Regions from separate parts of the Homo sapiens genome. Here regions 2 and 3 are each linked to region 1. The links are chromatin contacts, found by Hi-C or POLR2A ChIA-PET in ENCODE. All regions are on one chromosome and are shown on one strand. Each heading gives the region's core, a stretch centred on a gene start or an enhancer-like site at or near the end of the contact. The rest is flanking DNA. Distances are from core to core; before and after follow the strand shown.

What was found. Hi-C counts contacts between places; a loop is a spot of excess contacts on that map. ChIA-PET counts read pairs that join two places held with the same protein, here RNA polymerase II (POLR2A). Pooled maps may share reads with other maps.
Region 2: a map with no recorded cell type shows a loop between it and region 1 (22-fold over the local background). The contact joins the promoter of LINC02068 here to the enhancer-like site in region 1. A Hi-C loop is called at or near these places in 15 of 37 single-sample maps with no recorded cell type and 11 of 50 pooled maps. POLR2A ChIA-PET finds 5 or more read pairs at or near these places in 2 of 52 experiments (K562 and activated naive CD4-positive, alpha-beta T cell).
Region 3: a map with no recorded cell type shows a loop between it and region 1 (2.8-fold over the local background). The contact joins the promoter of TNFSF10 here to the enhancer-like site in region 1. A Hi-C loop is called at or near these places in 4 of 37 single-sample maps with no recorded cell type and 8 of 50 pooled maps.

Annotation. Positions count from the first base shown.
Region 1 is chr3:172,140,710-172,144,801 of GRCh38, reverse strand. All of the region lies in intron 3 of FNDC3B (fibronectin type III domain containing 3B), which reads right to left. Among named protein-coding and RNA genes, the nearest start is that of FNDC3B, 100 kb to the right of the region's middle. RefSeq lists enhancers at 2,226-2,275, 3,464-4,092. Within about 2 kb of position 2,146, at least 11 of the 41 ENCODE cell types and tissues checked have a DNase peak (open chromatin) inside an H3K27ac peak, as active enhancers do.
Region 2 is chr3:172,593,728-172,597,819 of GRCh38, reverse strand. LINC02068 (long intergenic non-protein coding RNA 2068) reads left to right here and starts at 2,213. Exons shown (of 4, transcript NR_146714.1): 1 at 2,213-2,417; 2 at 3,239-3,359. RefSeq lists a silencer at 1,407-1,701.
Region 3 is chr3:172,521,371-172,525,462 of GRCh38, reverse strand. TNFSF10 (TNF superfamily member 10) reads left to right here and starts at 2,033. Exons shown (of 5, transcript NM_003810.4): 1 at 2,033-2,210. The coding sequence starts at 2,079. It also overlaps the pseudogene TBPL1P1. RefSeq lists an enhancer at 2,052-2,101.

The sequences.
Region 1 (4,092 bases), core at 897-3,396:
GCAAATTACCTTCCAAGACACTGAAAACCCTCTTCAGAGAGGAAATACCCAAGTTGAGGAAAAGGAAAAAAATACCCACTTAAAAAAAAAAAAAGTTTGCCTTTTAAACCCATATTTGTTACTCTTAATGTGTGTCCAATTAAGAGACAGAGAATACAAAATGTTTAGTGCTCTCAATTATGTTACAAGACAAATATTTTTCTAAGACACTGTAGTTCATCTACCTTAGGGAAACATTCATCCAGTGTGTTCTCACTGGTCACAAGTCATGACTATCTCCTAAATGTCTGTAATATCTGCTTCTCCTTCCACATCCCACCACGAATGCACTCCTTCAGGCTCGACGCCTGCCTGCCCTCTTCAATCACACCGCTGGTAGAGAAAAACCATTATGCCACCTTCATTTAACTCAGTAAATGATATGATTTGGATCTCTGTCCCCTCCAAATCTCACACTGAGATGTGACTCCCAACGTTGGAGGTGGGGCCTGCTGGGAGGTGACTGGATTGTGAGGATGGGTCCCTCAGGAATGGCCTAGCACCATCCCCATGGTGATGAGTGAGTTCTCATTCAGTGCACAGGAGATCTGGTTGTTTAAGAGTCTGGGACCTCTCCCTTCTCTCTCTTACTCCTCCTCTCGCCATGTGACACGCTGGCTCCCCTTCGTCTTCTGTCATAATTGTAAGTTCTTTGAGGCCCTCACGAGAAGCAGATCCCAGCACCAAGCTTCCTATATATCCTGCAGAACCATGACCCAATTAAACCTCTTTTCCTTATAAGCTACACAGTCTCAAGTATTTCTTTACATCAATGCAAACACTGACAAGCACGAATGAGCCTCATTTACTATTTATTTATTTATTTATTTATTTATTTATTTATTTATTTATTTTGAGATGGAGGCTCACTCTGTCACCAGACTGGAGTGCAGTGGCACGATCTCGGCTCACTGCAACCTTCACCTCCCAGGTTCAAGCGATTCTCCTCCCTCAGCCTCCAGAGTAGCTGGGACTACAGGTGTGTGCCACCACGCCCAGCTAATTTTTGTATTTTTAGTTGAGACAAGGTTTCACCATGTTGGCCAGGATGGTCTCAATCTCTTGACCTCATGATCCGCCCGCCTCGGCCTCCCAAAGTGCTGGGATTATAGGCATGAGCCACCGCCCCAACCCTCATTTACTAAAGCATAATTTGTTCCTGGGTCTGACACAGAGTTTACCGAGAATTTATTACTATACATAAACGCTATAATTTCCAACAGCAAGAAAACATAAAATATTAATAAAATTAACGAGTAACCTAAAATATTTGTTAATAACACAAAAATAAATACAAAGTTTGGGAAAAAGTTGATGTATCTTTAAGGATTAAATAGCCTAACATTTTCTAAGGTATTCCCATCCTATTCTCCCCCAAAATAAAGTTATTAAAAGCATGAATATAATGATTCCCTCATGCATTTTTACAGGTAAGAGAAGCTAATCCATATATTGGACTTTTTCAGAATTACTGTTTTTGGAAACACACTCATGCCTGTATTCATTATCTTAAATTGAGGAACTAAGAGTGAAAATAACTAAATTTAACTACCTTTTCAGAACAACAAAAATAAATAACTTCTCTAAATTACCTAAGAGAATTTTTCCATCATTTTATCTTCAGCAGTACTATCACTGTCTGAATGTTTGTGTCCCCTACCCCAGCGCAAATTCATACATTGAAATTCTAACCCCAAAGGTGATGGTATTAGAAGGGGTGGTACTAGAAGGGGTGACTGGATCATGAGGGACACTAATCCCCATTCATGAGGGATTAGTGTCCTTATAAAGGAGGCCCAAGAAGACCCCTAGGCCTTTCAGCCACGTGAGGACACAGAGAGAAACTGCCATCTATGAACCAGAAAGCAGGCCTTCCTCAAACACCAAAGAAGCTAGTATCTTGATCTTGGATTTCCCAGCCTCCAGAACTGTAGGAAATAGATTTCCGTTGTTAATAAGCCACCCGGTCTCTGGTATTTTTGTTATAGCAGCCCAGACAGACTAAGACAAGTATCAGGAAATGACTTTCCTTCAGTCTGAATGCCTCCTGCATGCAGGATAGGCTCTGGGATACAAAGATGACTAAGCTTTGACCCTTGCCCTTGAAGAACTTAATCCAGTCTTCCTTAAAGACACTTGTAACATGAACTTTTCTATTTCAGGTTGGAAGTGCAAGAACAAGAGTAAAAAATACAGAAAGAATAAAGCAGGAACTGAAAGACTACAAGCTGTGAAATAGCCTGTGGCCAACCACTGAGGTAATGCGACACTGCTCGCTTTTCTGAATTATCTGACATGCAAAGATCTGTGACATTTAAAGAACTCTAAGCAGTGGTACCTTCAGAGATGACATTTTAATCATTGTTTAACAAGCCTAAAGGGCAGAAGGGTTGAGGAGTTAAACTGCGATTGCATAACTTTTAAACATGTTATTTTGAAGTGTTAGAATTTAAACGTGAAGACATCTAAAAAATCCTAATAACTCCAGTTCGCATAGGCTTTCTGAAATGCTTTAAAAATGATTAGCTAACAAAAAATGAAGGGGGGGTCAATGCCCACCCATAATAAAGAGCGAAAGCTTAGTAATCACTCCTATTTATTGGGCCCCTACTATGACTCAGAAATTGTTCTTAGTGCTCTGTACACAATAACTCATTTAATCACAGCAATCCTTCCAGAGAGAAATTACTATTCCAGCTCTACAGATAAGGAAACTGAGGTGTAGAGAAGTTAAGGAACTAATTTTACAATATACATCTAATGTGCAGGGGATTTTTGAGCCAGGCAATCTCACTCCAAAATCTATAATGATCTTCCCAATATATAGCCCTGACTGCTTCTTGGTACTGCCTAAGAAACAGAATGCACTAAATAAAAATTTTAACAAGTATGGAAACAAGTTTTTTTTTTTTGAGACGCAGTCTCACTCTGTCTCCCAGGCTGGAGTGCAATGGCACGATCTCAGCTCACTGCAACCTCCATCTCCCAGGTTCAAGTGATCCTCCTGTCTCAAGCCTCCTGAGTAGCTGGGATTACAGGTGCCAACCACCAAGCCCAGCTAATTTTTGTATTTTGGTATTTAGGGGGAAATAGAGATGGGGTTTCACCATGTTGGCCAGGCTGGACTTAAACTCCTGACCTCAGGTGATCTGCCCCACCTTGGCCTCCCAAAGTGTCGGGATTACAGGCGTGAGCCACTATGCCCAGCCAGAAGTATGGAATTCAATGAAAATGTAAAAGGAGGCACATTAGAAAAACTGCTTTGTTGGATAAAATAAGAGGATACAGCCTTCTCTGAATATAGCTGCTCAGGCGTGGTGCAAGAGTGAACGGCTGTTATTCAAAAGAAAACCAACAACTAAAAATCTACAACAAAATTTACTTTAAATTCATGGAACACTGGACCCATTGTTTTAGCTATAACCCCATATCTGAACAGTATACACATTCTTATAAACCTTCATCTAAAATGTTTGAACTGGTGCCATCACCAGCAACCCTATGAAAGCAAGTCTATCATAAATAAGCAATGAAAGGGAGACTAGAATTTCAACTGATTTCTACAAGTAGGAAAATGAAGTCATTGCCCACAATCATGCCATCTATTTAGGGGGGGGAAAAATCAGTAAAGCTGTGTATACAACTAGATAATGATGATAAGAATAATGACACTTACAATGGATTATCCTCACAATCCTATCAGATAGGTACTATCATTGTTCCCATTTTAAGAGAGGAAATTGGGGCTAACAGGTTAAGCATTAGCTACGAAATGACCAGGGATTCACACTACAGAGCTGTACTCTGAGAACTCAACACCAATTCATCTTAAGTCTGATGACACAACATTGGGTGACAGTTTTATCTAAGGGTTTAACATTCCGTTCTTATGTAAATATAAGAATAAACATAAAAATCAAGATAACTGAGACAGGAAGAAGGAGAAAGGCAGGAAGCAGCATATACCCTGAGTACCTCCCTTGAGAGGGACTTAAAACCTCCTAGGAAAGCAACATAGTTTGGTATTGACGTAACCCAGCCTCATGACATTAC
Region 2 (4,092 bases), core at 964-3,463, 450 kb before region 1:
ATCCCTGATCACAAGTCAAAACTTTTTCAGCCTAACTCTTATTGCTTGTAGAATACTGTAAACATCTGACAACACAAGTCAAATAGATGGCAAAGTGGAGTTGTGATTCTTGCAAAAGATGCAGAATTTCATGAAATTGATGAAAATAATGTTGGAGAACTGCTCCAACATCAAGTATAGTCACGTGTCAACAGACTAGGTAAAAACTGAAGAAAAAAAACGGACAAGGAATCATATAAATTAACACTAAAGAAGAGTAATGGGTAAGGATGATGATACAAGAAATGCTTCCAAAATGTACCAGCTTAAATGTCAGGGAATTTTTTTAATCCCTTTGGAAAATTGATGAAAACCCTTGATTTAAAAAATGTTTTTGGTAAAAAAGATCCCCTTTGATGGTGTTACCGAAAGGTAGTATGAGCTAAACAAAGTCGCACTGTGCCATCCTATAATTTTGTCCAAGAAAATGTGTCCTCTTCATGCCAAATCAACTCCTCAACATTCTTTGGGCTAAGAATTAATGCATAGTTGCAAATAACCATATACATTTTGTTAATTTTAAGATAATTATTTTTATTATTTACCTTGAAATATGCTCTTTATTGTAAGAGGATTAATTAACTTTGGCCCTTTCCTGGTATCATTTATCCTTGGATACTGAGTGCGTCTTATAATTCTGTTTTCTATGAAGAACTTTAGAGATGGAGCTTGTTTGTTGTATTCACACTTGTATGAGGCATTTTGTAAAGAAGTTCTTTACTTTGCAGATAGATAGCATAATAGAAGCACAGGGCAGACAGATGATCTGCAAAGGTCACACTAACAGTGTTTACATTTATGTCTGACTCCACTGCCTACTCTCTTTAGGTCAGAATGCCTCCTAGGCCCTCAAAAGCGGAGGCAGCCAGAAACCCAGCATTATTCTTTCTAATCCTCAGTCCTGTAAATGAGAAAATGATGTCTTACTTTTATAAAGTACTACTAATAATAGGGTCTGCATAGGGTACATGAGTGGCAAAGCACCTTCACAAACATATCATTTGGTCTTCTCTTATCACCCCAGGAAGTGGTGAAGAAGCAGGCAAGTGGGAAACTGAGGCTCGGAAAGCTAAAATGGCTTGTCTGAGGACCCACAGCTCAAAAACAGCAGTGTTGTGCCTGAAACTTAACACTTTTAGACTGTGGTGCCGAGTTCTGTTCTCTGTACCTCTCTGGTTTTTGGCATGAAAATAAAGCAGGGAAAGTTAGCAAAGAAATTCATTAACAAAGTTACCATTTAAATAACCTCTCCATCAAATACATGGTCTTCATACTGCAACATTTCCAGGTGAATAACTTTGGTGTTTCTCTTCTGACAGTGGCGTTCACAATACATACAAGAGGGAGCTTGGAGATCACACATTTCCTTACCTTGGAGGCTGAAGAAGATCCTGGTTTATGAACTCTCTGTTAGTAAGAAAACCAGCAAAAAGGCCTTTCAGATTCTCCGTCCCATATAGTGTGCTATTCAGGAGAGCCGATAGAGGGCGGTTACTGAACACAGATCGTGTGAAAATTAACAGCTTCCGAACTGATTTCTTTGCATTGGCTTTGTCAGTTTTACTTTCTATTTCTTGGGAAATATTTCTATTTCTAGTTCTATTAGATTTCTATTTCTATTCGTTTCTATTTCTTGGGAGTATGTCAGGGGAAGGCCAAGATCATAGCAGCAACGCAGACAGGATTTATGAAGTCTGCTTACCATTTCTCATAGAACTCTAGATTCTCCAAGCCTACAAGATTCTCCAAGCCTACAAGATTTATTCTAATAACCCCTGAAGTTAATCAGATTCATCTTATCCCTGACTCCTCACCCCTCTTCTCTCACCAATACACATGTCCTCTTGCTCCTGGTAATAACACAAAAACAACATGGTTAAATTTTGGACTGAACAATTACTAGGCAAGAGAAAGCACAAAATCCTTTGGTCTTGCACAGCTAATGGTAAGCAGCAACTGGAAATAAAAACAAATACACATTATGAGTTCAGCTATATCTCAAGTTAGTTTTTTTGCTTTTGCTTTTGTTTTCTTTTCCCTGCTCTATTAATGAGTTAATCAATTAAGATTTTCTTTCCTTGCATGGAAAGATTTTTGGCTTTGTTTTTAGATTAAGAAAGCTTTTCTCAGTTTCTTAGTTAATTATGAACATGCACTATCACATCATCTTGGACTCAATTCAAAAACTTATCTAAAACATGTAATTACTGGGAAATTCCAGATTAATTTCCTGCAAGTTTTAGTTAGTTAACGATTGTGTTAAACACTTAAGAGAGCAGCTCCTAGATGACTAAACCTGCTCAGCTGAAATCAAATGCTCTCATGCTTCCCTGAATGGACACACACAGAGTCTCTTCACCTGAGGAATAAAGTGTAAGGTGAGGACCCGGTTCTTACCTAAGAGAACAAAATAGCAAAGACACCTCTATAGCTTTGAGAATACGGACATGTTGGGCCGGGTGCGGTGGCTCATGCCTGTAATCCCAGCACACTGGGAGGCCGAGGCGGGTGGATCACCTGAGGTCAGAAGTTCAAGACCAGCCTGGTCAACATGGTGAAACCCCATTTCTACTAAATATACACAAATTAGCCAGACGTGGTGGTGGGCGCCTGTAATCCCAGCTACTCAGGAGGCTGAGGCAGGAGAATTGCTTGAATGCAGGAGGTGGAGGTTACAGTAAGCTGAGATTGCGCCATTGCGCTCCAGCCTGGGCAACAAGAGTGAAACTTCATCTCAAAAGAGAAAAAAAAAAGGGATACAGGCATGTCTTCTTGAGTTCTGGGTGAGAAAGAAAAAAAAGAATACAGATATGAAAGCTAGTATATACTCATGTATATATGAATGTATATACATTATATAAAGGTATTTATCTTGAGAGCTTATTGTTTTAATAATAATTCTTTTCCTATGGAGAACTCAAAATAATATATTGAGTCCCTGTCTGCATTGCCTTGGCGGGGAGGGAAGGTCGGAAAGAGAGAGAACAGGAGAAACGAAAGTTCACTTCAGGTCCTAGGTCACGTGGTGAATTTGGCAGAGCTTGACCGGGAACGCCTGCTTTTGTTAGACTTTGAGACTTGTAGGAAAACACTCCAAACAAAGGCCTTAAGACAAATCTACCAGTTGAGGTAGGAAATCCACTGAGATATTTAGTAGACAGAACTTGATAATTTCTTTCCTTTCATATTTTCATTTTAGATCTTCAGAACTTTTATTCAGGGGAGAAAGGCCCAGGTAGCTGCTGCTGTTCAGCTTAAGGCTAATCTGACCTTCTATAACAGGAGTTCAAGTCCCAGAAATCCCTAGTCCTCCATCAGAGGTAAGTAAGGATGGCAGCTGAACCCAAGAAAAGGAGCATGAATGATTAACTCTTCCTTCATTTCACCTCAGAAAATGGGGGCTGGGCGCAGTGGCTCACACCTGTAATCCCAGCACTTTGGGAGGCTGAGGCAGATGGATCACTGAGGTCAGGAGTTTGAGACCAGCTTGGCCAATGTGGTGAAATCCCATCTCTGCTAAAAATACAAAAATTAGCCAGGCGTGGTGGCGTGTGCCTGTAATCCCAGCTACACCAGAGGCTGAGGCAGGAGAATTGCTTGAACCCAGGAGGTGGAGGTTGCAGTGAGCTGAGATCACGCCATTGCACTCCAGCCTGGACAACAAGAGTGAAACTCCATCTCAAAAAAAAAAAAAAAAAAAAAAAGGAAAGAAAGAAAGAAAAGAAAAATAAAATGTGGGGAAAAATATTTTACTTTAATACTTTGCCTGCCCTGTCAAGACGTAGTTCATCATGCTTTGTGGGGAAAAAATTCACAATTAAAAGGATTTAGCTCTGTGTGACAGCTGATATTCTTAACTGCAACGGTCTTTCTGAGGAGTTATTATTTCAAAGAAAAAAGTGCATTGAGGACAATAAATATGTTTATTTTCATTGGTAAAGAAGGAAAGTAGAATAAGTTTTCATATTTGTTTTTAAGAATATGAATTCTACTCTGTTCTTTGCAATGTTTTCTATCTTCTAGCAAACACATTAAAAGGGCATTTATTTTTCT
Region 3 (4,092 bases), core at 784-3,283, 380 kb before region 1:
CACCCCATCTCTTGACCTGACCCCGAGATAAGCCTCCTTATTTCCACACTCTAGACTTTCTTACGTGCTTATAAGATAGAGATGTTGACTTCCTGCACGTTTCCCATTCCTTCGTTTCATGCCTTTCACGTACATCATAGCCGTAATGTTTCTATTTCTGGATTATAACAAAGGTGTTAAGTTGGTTTTCTTTGGTCTTCTCCCCTGTGTTTCTCTGCCATCTCTCGTTTCTTGTTTCTGCCCTGCCCGGCTGTGTGTCTTGTGCATTACGGTTATCCTACTCATCTTTCACCTGATTTAAAAAACTCATTCAGTCTAGGACTTAGAGTGTAAGTGTGTTCAAATAGTGTTAGGTTCACATAATGTCTAAAACTTTTAGTAGGAAAAATGCTACCTTGCCAATTTGTCTGTGTCTGAAAGGAATTTGCATTTAAAAATTTGGCAATTTGACAGAGGCAAATTTAAAATTTGAAAATATTTTCTTAAATATAGACTCATTTACAGATAGAAGGCAAGGGCAGGAAGTGATGGTGACCAGCGGTGCCTGAATGAACTCAGGAATGTAACTGTAGATCTAGGGTCCCAAACTTTAGGTTTCAAAGGATCTCTTGGAGTACTTGCTGAAAAATGTAGGTTCCTAAGTCCACTGCCAGAAACTCTGACTCAGTGGGTCAAGAATGGAATAACTAAACAATGGCCCCATGCAGTGGTTCATGCCTGTAATCCCAGCACGTTGGGAGGTTGAAGCAAGAGGATCACTTGAGGTCAGGAGTTCGAGACCAGCCTGGCCTACATGGTAAAACCCCATCTCTACTAAAAATACAAAAAAATTAGCTGGGCATGGTGGCATGCACCTGTAATCCCAGCTACTTGGGAGGCTGAGGCAGGAGAATTGCTTGAATCTGGGAGGTGGAGGTTGTAGTGGGCCGAGATTGTGCCATTGCACCACTGCACTCCAGCCTGGGCGATAAAGTGAGATTCTGTCAAAAAAATAAATAAATACATGAAAGAGAGAAAGAAAGAAAGAAAGAAAGAAAGAAAGAAAGAAAGAAAGAAAGAAAGAAAGAAGGAAAGAAGGAAAGAATAGAAAAGAAAAGAAAGAAAGAAAGAAAGGAAGAAAAGGAAAGAAAGAAATGCTGAATAAGATATAGAGACAACATACAGCTGGGCCAGCTTATGACATCTGATAGTGGGGAGATTTGGGGCTGGGTCCTGAATCTGAGGGTAATTAACTCCCTGTAACTTCTTTTCCTAATCTGTAAAAGGATAGTGACAGCGAGACATTGTGATGGGGTTAATATTTTGGAAAACATCCACATGTTTTTTTCCTTTGCCTTTCTGAGTGTGTCAACTACTTCCTACCTGTCCAGCCTAACACACAGGCATGTTGTCTTGGTAGGGATGGAGATCTGAGAAGGAGATTAGAATTTGTGTCTGAAGGTTTGCAAAGAGGAAGAAGTCGTCAATATTTAGATTCTGACATTCAAGATGGAATTATGTAGCAAGACCATTGCTATGAGACAGTATTTCTATTTTCCTTTATCCACTCCCACCCTGCCCTCTTCCCACCCTCACAGTAGCATGAGAAAAACCACATATGGAAGTTTCAGGTCATAAAAATTATCTTATAATTTAGAAAACAGGCCTTGTGCCTATGACAGCCAGGCCATGAGGCTTAGAGCTCTGTGGTAGAATGAGGATATGTTAGGGAAAAGCAAAGAAAATCCCTCCCCTCTTTGGCTGAGGACATTATCAAAAGGAGAGCAAGAAAGAGAAGAGAGAAATGGGCTTGAGGTGAGTGCAGATAAGGGGTGCATGGATCCTGAGGGCAAGGAGAGGAGCTTCTTTCAGTTTCCCTCCTTTCCAACGACTACTTTGAGACAAGAGCTGTCCCTGGGCAGTAGGAAAGGGGAGGGACAGTTGCAGGTTCAATAGATGTGGGTGGGGCCAAGGCCACAGAACCCAGAAAAACAACTCATTCGCTTTCATTTCCTCACTGACTATAAAAGAATAGAGAAGGAAGGGCTTCAGTGACCGGCTGCCTGGCTGACTTACAGCAGTCAGACTCTGACAGGATCATGGCTATGATGGAGGTCCAGGGGGGACCCAGCCTGGGACAGACCTGCGTGCTGATCGTGATCTTCACAGTGCTCCTGCAGTCTCTCTGTGTGGCTGTAACTTACGTGTACTTTACCAACGAGCTGAAGCAGGTCAGTGCAGTGCAGTGCACTCAGTCTTCGAGGCGCTTAGCAAATGTCTGGTTACCTGCTTCTTTGCATGTCAGCTTGCCCCTCTCTGAAGACTTTCCTGCTTCCTTTCTCTGTGGGTACACTCTAACTGCTAAATCACATAACAACTGAGGTCTTTGCAAAACTGTAAGTTCAAGAAATTGTGTAAACTAAGTGCAGTTACACAACTGGCTTCACTAGTTACTAGCAGATGTGGGCAACAAAACTCCTGAGGGATTTTTTGTTTTTAAAAGTATGTGTATTTTATAATATCAGCCATTGCAACTCTTCATGAAAGCTTTCTGCTAAATGCTTTGTAGTTCTTTTGTTTTCCTTTTCCAAACTTTTATTTGTGCACATTCAATTGAAAAAGATAATTTTTACAGGTTCTTTGGTGCCCATTTTCAGCATACAAAAATGTAAAAGACTATTCACAGATAAAACACATTAGCTCAAAATGGAAAAAAATAACAATGACAACAATAAAACAACCTAAGGTAGTGCACACTGTGACAGCTCTGCTTATGGGGACATGAGAATTCCTGCGAAAATAAATAGAATGTCCTTTTGTAAAAGCAGCAATGACATGTCTTGTAAACTTCCTTTTTTATATTATAACAAGGTTTGGAATAAAATCCAAAGGGACTGGAGCTTACACTGTAGCCATGAATAAATAAAAGAGTCTATTTCCTCAATTACCGTTGGTTCAGTTTTCCTTTTGAGTCCAATGTGCAGCAGGTTTTAAAAGGTGCACAGTAAGAGATTCTAACCAATTAAGTGGTGAATGATAAAATTTCTTTCCTGCTTTCAAACACAAATGGGTAAATCTGTTCCACAGCAGTAGCAACAGCCTTTAAATAGGGCCTTGTTACTGTGATACTTCCTGTCGAAAAAATCTGTAATGTAGCTCTTAGAGTCTTTATCCAATAGCACACAGCAGGATGAAGTTCAGATTCATAACTCACATGAGGTCTATTGCTCTTTGTGAATTCTGGCAAACAGATTTCTTTATTTTTAAATTTTTTTATTTTACTTTAAGTTCTGGGATACGTGTACAGAACGTGCAGGTTTGTTACATAGGTATACATGTGCCATGGTGGTTTGCTGCACCCATCAACCCATCATCTAGGTTGTAAGCCCCACAGGCATTAGGATTTGTTCTAATGCTCTCCCTCCCCTAGCCTCCCACCCCCGACAGGCCCCAGTGTGTGTGTTGCCCTCCCTGTGTCCATGTGCTCTCACTGTTCAACTCCCACTTATGAGTGAGAACATGCAGTGTTTGGTTTTCTGTTCCTGTGTTAGTTTGCTGAGAATGATGGCTTCCAGCTTCATCCATGTCTCTGCAAAGGACATGAATTCATTCTTTTTAATGGCTGCATAGTATTCCATGGTGTATATGTGCCACATTTTCTTTATCCAGTCTATCACTGATGAGCATTTGGGTTGGTTCCAAGTCTTTGCTATTGTAAATGGTGCTGGAATAAACATATGTGTGCATGTGTCTTTATAGTAGAATGATTTATAATCCTTTGGGTATATACCCAGTAATGGGATTGCTGAGTCAAATGGTATTTCTGGTTCCTTGAGGAATTGCCACACTGTCTTCCACACTGGTTGAACTAATTTATACTCCCACCAACAGTGTAAAAGCATTCCTATTTCTCCACATCCTTCCAGCATCTGTTGTTTCCTGACTTTTTAATGACCACCATTCTAACTGGAGTGAGATGGTATCTCATTATGGTTTTGATTTGCATTTCTCTAATGACCAGTGATGATGAGCTTTTTTTCATGTTTGTTGGCCACATAAATGTCTTCTTTTGAGAAGTATCTGTTCATATCTTTTGCCCACTTTTTGATGTGG